Linked DNA regions of Homo sapiens: region 1 is linked to region 2. A link is a contact called in ENCODE Hi-C data. All regions are on one chromosome and are shown on one strand. Each heading gives the region's core, a stretch centred on a gene start or an enhancer-like site at or near the end of the contact. The rest is flanking DNA. Distances are from core to core; before and after follow the strand shown.

What was found. Hi-C counts contacts between places; a loop is a spot of excess contacts on that map. Pooled maps may share reads with other maps.
Region 1: a loop to region 2 is called in a map with no recorded cell type, with 20 times the contacts of the local background. The contact joins the promoter of LY86 here to the enhancer-like site in region 2. A Hi-C loop is called at or near these places in 1 of 168 maps with a recorded cell type or tissue (GM12878), 4 of 37 single-sample maps with no recorded cell type and 6 of 50 pooled maps.

What each region holds. Positions count from the first base shown.
Region 1 is chr6:6,586,836-6,591,927 of GRCh38, forward strand. LY86 (lymphocyte antigen 86) reads left to right here and starts at 1,885. Exons shown (of 5, transcript NM_004271.4): 1 at 1,885-2,035. The coding sequence starts at 1,900. The region is part of intron 1 of LY86-AS1 (LY86 antisense RNA 1); the gene reads right to left. RefSeq lists enhancers at 182-271, 282-411.
Region 2 is chr6:2,861,546-2,864,045 of GRCh38, forward strand. It overlaps the pseudogene SERPINB9P1. Among named protein-coding and RNA genes, the nearest start is that of MIR4645, 8.7 kb to the left of the region's middle. RefSeq lists an enhancer at 1,160-1,489. Within about 2 kb of position 1,251, at least 8 of the 41 ENCODE cell types and tissues checked have a DNase peak (open chromatin) inside an H3K27ac peak, as active enhancers do; they include GM12878, where a contact is called at or near this core.

The sequences.
Region 1 (5,092 bases), core at 635-3,134, 3.7 Mb after region 2:
TCCACCCTCCAAAATGGTGAGAAATAAATGCTTGTCATTTAAGCCACCCAGTCTAAGGTATTTGTTATGGCAGCCAGAACATACTAAGACCATTTCCCTGCCACAGCTGCCCACAGCTCTCTGCTAGGTTTTCTGCTCCCTGCCCTGCACTCCTGGACTCCTCCTCCAGTGTCAATCATGACGCACTTTGCAGGGAAGGAAGTTCTCACCCTCAATTGCTCTCCTCACTCACATATGTTCAGAGCTCTCTTTACAACTGCTGGAGCACTCACATATCCCAAGGGAAAGCTTCTGTGTTCCATCCTGGACCTTCTAGGGGCTACCACGCTTCCACCAGGGCCGCTGCTCTCACCATAAGCTTCAGACTCTCATCTCCCGAGATCTTGCTCACAGCGCAGCTGCCTTCCGCTCACACAGGCCAGAGGGGCCACCTTGTCTCTTCTTAGAGCAACTTCCCACCACTCCCTTGGGGCTCAACCTTCGCTTTATGTTCTGTAAAAGCCAGCAGTTCTCAAACTTGAGACTGCATCAGGCACACCTGGAGGGCTTGTGAAAATCCAGAATGGTGAGTCCCGCCCCCCAGAGTTTCTGATTTAATAGGTCTTGAGTAGCCCAGAATTTGCATCTCTAACAAGCCCCCAGTGGAAGCTGAGGCTGTCATCTTCCCAGGCCGCACTTTGAGAACTGCTGTTGAAAGCCATCATCACTGAACTTATTTGCAGAGGTACCTAAAAATAATCAATCCACAACTGTTCCTTCTCCAAATGACCACTCTCTGATGTCTATCAAGAAATCCAAATTATTTACCAATTAATTTATTGGTAATTATGTTCCACCTATTTCAAAAAAAGTTTTGAGCTAACTCTAATTTTTGCTTAGCCATCAGCAGAAATAGTAAATTTACCTAGTGCATTCAGAAAAATGCTGTTCCTCCCAGGGAAAATAGTGTTTTCTATTGCTCCTGAAATCTGCTGACCTTGGCACTGACTCTGGTCCTCTTACATTAAGGTGAAGCTGGGGCGGGGTTGAGGAATCAAGACTGAGAAACCTTGCTGTCCTGCAGCAGAATAGAGATACATGGAAGAAGGAAGACAGAATCTTGGCTTTGAAGAGAAAGTGAGATGTGATGTCAATGATCCCACTAACACCAAAACCAGCAAACCAGCCTCCTTAAGGGTGGCCCCACCTCCCCACCCTTCCTACTTTTTCTACCAAGCCAAACCCAGAAATAGAACACGGCTCACTTCTCAGGGCTATTGCCTCTGCCTCATCTCCAGAGACCACATCTGCAGCTCCCAAAACAAGGTCTGTTCTGCAGCTGGACAATTCACTGCTAAAATCCCAAACCTAAGAGCAGAGCCAAAGCCAGAGGAGAGGAAAGTGACAATAGGGCCAAAGCCTCATTCCAGATTCCAAATGTCATTCTGTAGCCCTCGTGCTATCAACTGCTGCCTGCTGGCTGCAGCCAGGTCCCTGGGTCCATACACAGCCTGCATCAAGAGCCTGCAGAGACTCGGGGGCTGGAGATGGGAAACAGATGGTGGCCTGCGCTTTGTCTTTCCCAAGTTTACAGCCTCACCTGGGGGTGGAGGCTGTTCTGAGGGGCCCCCAAGAGGTAAGTTCACGCATCACTACTGACCCTCTCCCTGTGAAAGCAGAAAGTCAGCACGCATCCTACCCCAGACCAGACCAGCCACACCTGTAGATTCAAGGTCCTGGGGGAACAGTATTCAAATGCCTCTGCTCTCAGCCTTTTACTTCTGACTGTGGTTCCCAGCGAGTCTAAAATTTGAGAAGTGAAACTGAACATCCAACTGCCTTGGTGAGGGGAGAGGAAGAAATTTTACAGGCTTTTTATTGGCCGGTTATTTTTCTGTGTGTCCCATACAGGCCCCCACCATGAAGGGTTTCACAGCCACTCTCTTCCTCTGGACTCTGATTTTTCCCAGCTGCAGTGGAGGCGGCGGTGGGAAAGCCTGGCCCACACACGTGGTCTGTAGCGACAGCGGCTTGGAAGTGCTCTACCAGAGTTGCGGTAAGCCCTTGCAGTACACCCATGTGTGTTTATGGGGAAAGCAAGGCCCACAGATGTGAGCCGCTAGTGCTCAGTTGGAGTTGGGGTGGGAGGGGAGAGGGGACCAGCAGCTGAACACTTTCTCCACCTGCAGCAGGTCTGGGAGGGCCACTGGGAGCTTTTGGAAGAAGGAGCGGTGGGGCCAGGACTGGGAGCGGAAGAGAATGGCAGAACAACAAAGAGTACAAGAAAGAGAAATTGAATCTAAATATAGCCATTTACTAACACCACAGAACCCAAAAAAGAACAAAATGATCAGTGAGTCTACCAAATCATCAAACCTCACCAGCTGAAAATTAGGAAAAGCAGCTTCCAGTAGGCCCTTCCTCAACACCGTACACCTGGGCTACCTTTCCATCTGATGTACTTTGCAAGTGAAGTGAAAAGATCACTTCTGCCCAAAGAGAAGATTCCTGTCCCTCTCTGGACACTTTCAGAGCTTTCACTGCAGCAGTAGCTCTCATGAATTCAGCAAGCACTTCGCATGCAGCTATCAATGCCAGGGTTTCTCAGTGCTAGAGATAATAAAAGTGCATATGCCAGGCCTGTCACCCCAGCGGGCCAACCCAATACGCCAACAGATAATTGCAATTCAGTGAAGAGAATGCAGTGAACTGTGGTAAGAAGTGTCAGAACCAACCAATCGGGCTGTGTCTTAGTCAGCTAGGGCTGCCATAACAAACCACCACAGGCTGGGGACTTAAATAACAGATTTATTTCCTCACAGCTCTGGAAGCTGGGCTGGTTTCTCCTGAGACCTCTCTTCTTTGCTTCTAGGTGGCATCTTCTCCCTGTCTCCTCATGTGCTCTTCCCTCTGTGTACATCTGTGTCCTCATCTCCTCTTCTTATAAGTACACAATCATATCAGATTAGGGCCCACCTCCATGGCCTCACTTTAGCTTAATCAGCTCTTTAAAGACCCTATCTCCAGCAGGGCATGATGGCTCACACCTGTAATCCCAGCACTTTGGGAGGCTGAGGAGGGTGAACCACTTGAGGTCAAGCATTCAAGACCAGCCTGACCAACATGGAAAAACCCTGTTTCTACTAAAAATATAAAATTAGCTGGGCATGGTGGCACGCGCCTGTAATCCCAGCTACTTGGGAGGCTGAGGCAGAATTGCTTGAACCCAGGAGGTGGAGGTTGCAGTGAGCCAAGATCGTGCCATTGTACTCCAGCCTGGGCAAGAGGAGCGAAACTCTGTCTTAAAAAAAAAAAAAAAAAAAAAAAAGACCCTATCTCCACATACAGTCACATTCTAAGATACCGTAGTCCCCCCCCAGTCTGCTAGGAATACGTTCCAAGACTCCCAGTGGATGCCTGAAATCATAGATCGTTTTGAACCCTACATATACTATGGTTTTTGGACCCAATAAATGAGACAGCTACTAAGTGACGGACAGGCCGGTAGTAGAGACAACATGGATATTCTAGACAATTCGTGTTCCTGGTGGGCTGGGCAGCACGAGATTTCATCATGCTACTCAGGAGGATGCTCAATGTCAAACTAATGAATTATTTCTGGAATTTTCTATTTAATATTTTTGGACTGCAGTTGGCTGAGAGTAACCGAAACCTTGGAAAGTGAAATCTTGGATAAGGGGGCTGTACTGTACTGGGGGTTGGGACTTCAATACATAAATTTGAGGGGATGCAATTCATCCCATACAGGGCTCCCAAGTGGGGAGCAACTCAGGAGCCCAGCCTCAGGATCACATCTGCTGTTAGAGGGACTGGCTTGTGCAAACGCATGGCATTGTGATATCTGCCACTTTGGAGGGAGATGGGGGCAAAATGCCGTTTGAACTACAGGAGATGGAAAAGAGAAGTTGATTAAGCATCTGAATTGGCCTCACTCTAAGCTGGGGAGTGATGAGGATGCAGTGCTTGAGCAAGTACCTGATCCTACAACTGCCACCCAAAGAGCTGCCCAGAGAGGTCCAGATGGTCACTCTAGTCACCAGGGCCATTTGTTCAATTTGACCTCACTTTTAAAAATAAGGGACATTGAAGTGCACACACACACAAAAATTAAAAATAAGTAAAAGAGAATGAACGACTGGATGCTGGAAGTGCTGATCTTGTCACTCTAGGTTTTCCCATGGCGTCAGGACCACTAGTATCCCATTCATTTTCAGTGCAGGATGAGAAGCAAGATGTGAGATAAATGGACTGGTCAGGGTTGGTTTTTCCAATTCATCCTTGCATAAAGGTTGCCACAGCTGATCTGTCTCCCAGACTCACCCTCTGCCTGCAGCCAGGCTGGTGCATCCTTTCAAGTCACTTGCAAGAGGACTGGGCACGTCAGGGAAAGAACAAGGACACATCACCTGCCCACAGGAGGATGGCTCTTTCCTCTGTAGGTGAAGTTTCCCCATGGAGTCAGTGAATGTCTTAGCCAAGCCACTCAGAATAAGAGATGGAAGAGATGCAGTTCTCATCCAAGGGAGTGGGACGATCAGACAATTAAGCAACAGGGTAAATGCTTTGTGTGAAAGGCTGTAGTGAAGGCAGGCATTGTGCACCAGGGACATAGTAGTCAGACGATGGTGAGGTTGGTATCTGGATCTGTTGGAAAAGGAGTCACCAAGCCTAAGTTGAGGCTTAAAGACTGATGAAAATACTAATGATAACACCTCATGTTGGTGGAGGCCACCAGGCTAAGTACTTTACATGCATCATTCTTATGTTGCAGATGTGTAAACTGAGGGATAAAGATGTTATGACTAGTGAACTTTTCCAAGGCCACACAGCTAATAGTGGCAGAATTATATCCCCAGGGTCACAGAGAAGGTAAGACATTGAGGAACTATTGATGGAATTAAAACAAATTGATCCCCAGCCTGCCTGACTCCAGAACCCATGCTCTAAAACTCCCTGTGGTCTAGAGTTTAATCAGCAGGCAAAGTGGACTAAAGGAGGGGTGAGAGGAGAAGTTTGGCAGAGACAATGACATGCGTGAAGGCAGGAAAATGGGACCAGGCACAGGGTTCAGGGAACTGCGGGAGGGCTGAAA
Region 2 (2,500 bases), core at 1-2,500:
GTCTGCAGCTTGCCTCCTGAGCCAGCAAGACCGTGAACCCACCAGAAAAAAAAAACTCCAAATACATCTGAACATCAATAAAGGACAGACTCCAGATGTGCCACCTTAAGTGCTATAACACATCATGAGGGTCTGCGGTTTTGTTCTTGAAGTCAGTGAGACCAAAACCCCACCAATTCCCGGTCACAAAAGGGTATAAAGTTTGAATTATGGGTTGAGCATTCTGGCTCACACCTGTAATCTCAGTACTTTGAGTGGCTGAAGTGGAAAGATAAGTTGAACACAGGTGGGGGAGGTAGCAGTGAGCTGAGATCACACCACTGCATTTCAGCCTGCGTGACAGACTACCTCAAAAAGTTTAAGGTACTCAAAGTTAACACATTTTGGAAATCTAAGGTACAGCATGGCTATGAAAGTTCATGAGAATGTATGCTTGAGATGTGCTAAGAGTAGATCCTGAATGTTCTCATCACATACACAAATGATAAGTAAATGTGGAGGATATGTTAATTTGCTTGACTATGGTGATCATTTCACAATGTATCTGTATTTATGGTTTAAATGTTTGTTCCCTCCCAAACTCATGTTGAAATTTAATTACCACTGTAACAGTATTAAGAGGTGAGACCTTTAAGAGGTGATCAGATCATGAGGGCTCTGCCCATATGAATGGATTAATGCATTTATCTGGGGAGTGGATTCCTTATAAAAGGACAATTTGGGCCTTCTTTTGTCTCTCATCCTCTCTTGCCTTCCACCTTCCACCATGGGACGAGGCAGCAAGAAGGCCTTCACCAGATGCCAGACCCTCAATCTTGGATTCCCTGCCTCCAGAACTGTGAGGAAATAAATTTCTGTTCTTTATAAATTACCTAGTCTGTGGTATTCTGTTATAGCAGCACAAAATGGACTAAGACATATATCAAAACATCACATTGTACATTGCAAATGTATACAATTTTTGTTTGTCAACTATACCTCAAGAAAGCTAGAAAAAATCAAATAGTCAAATGGATCTAAAGTGTTTCTAAGTAGCAAAAGTGCTTTACACATCTATTTTGTTACCATGTTCTATGTCATATTGAAGGTGGGCTTGCCTTTCCACCTTTGGAGTGGATCATAAAGTCCTTGAAGAATGGTCTTCCCACAGTATTCAGCACACAGGAGTACCCAAGACATTTGTGTAGAGTTCCTCTGAATTAAAGCTGATGTCAACAACACTTCAGATGTCACCAGAGGGTAGGCAGGGCTGCAGAGTCACCCACCTTCAAGGATGATGCTCCAGTCATACCCAATGTGAAAGGTGTCCCCTGGAGCCATGCAAACAAATGAGGTGGCCCCAAGAACAGGATCCTAACATCTCAGGAAGTCAGTCGGCCTTGCTTGGCCACAACTTGAGTTGCACTTAATTTTTAAACTACCATTAATCCCCCAAAACAGGTGGTGAGAAGGTATTTTATATATGAGTGTAACGGCTTTGTTCTCATTCTAAAAGAAAGCAGATGTTATTCAAATCAGATGACCACAACCAGATGACGGAAAGGGGAAGGCAAAATGTTTTAACTTATTAAAAATATAAACTTGACTCAGAATACTCACATGATTCAGCTAAAGAGAAAATCATCTCTGGTGTTTAGGCACTCATTTGCATTTAAAAACCCAAAAGGAATCATTGTGACGAATTGTTGATATTAATATTTGTATTAACTGTCTAGGGCTGCCATACATAACAAAGTACTTTAGGCTGGGCAGCTTAAACAACAGAAAGGTATTTATTGTCTCATTTCTGAGGGCTGAAAGTCTAAGATCAAGGTGTCAGTAAGGTGGGTTCCTTCTTGGGACTCAGAGGGAGAATATGTTCCAGGCCTCCCTCCTTAACTTGCAGATGGCCCTCCTCTCTCTATAGCTCTTTAGTGTTTTCCCTCTGTATGTGTCCGTGTCCAAATTAACCCTTTTATAAGGACGCCAGTCATATTGGGTGACCTAATGACCTCATTTTGCCTTAATTACCCCTGTAAAAACCCTGTCTCCAAATACAGTCACATTCCAAGATACTGGAGGTTAGGAATTTAACATATGAATTGAGGGGAGTGAAGAACAACCCAATCCAGCCCATGACAGTGTCCTAGTGTTTCAAGACAGTTTCTGCACAGATAGACATGGAGACATCGTTCTATCCTTACCTTGCTGATTTTAAGACTCCCTACCCCACACACAAGTTGCTGCTGTTGTTTATTTAATAAAACTGTGTAGATCACTTTCCTTTGAAACACTGATGCACAGCTGTGGAAGGTGGGGTATCTGGGATTACATGCCGACATCCAACCTCGCTGGACCTATCCGGCCCCAGGCATTGCACCAAGGACTGAGATACACTCGTGGATTTAATCATCCAAACACATCTCCTAGGAGGAAGGCCATACATGATCCCCCCAGGCTGAGGCTTCTTAAGGCTCCCCAAGGGGAGGTGGACTTGACACACTGAATACAGGATCACTCC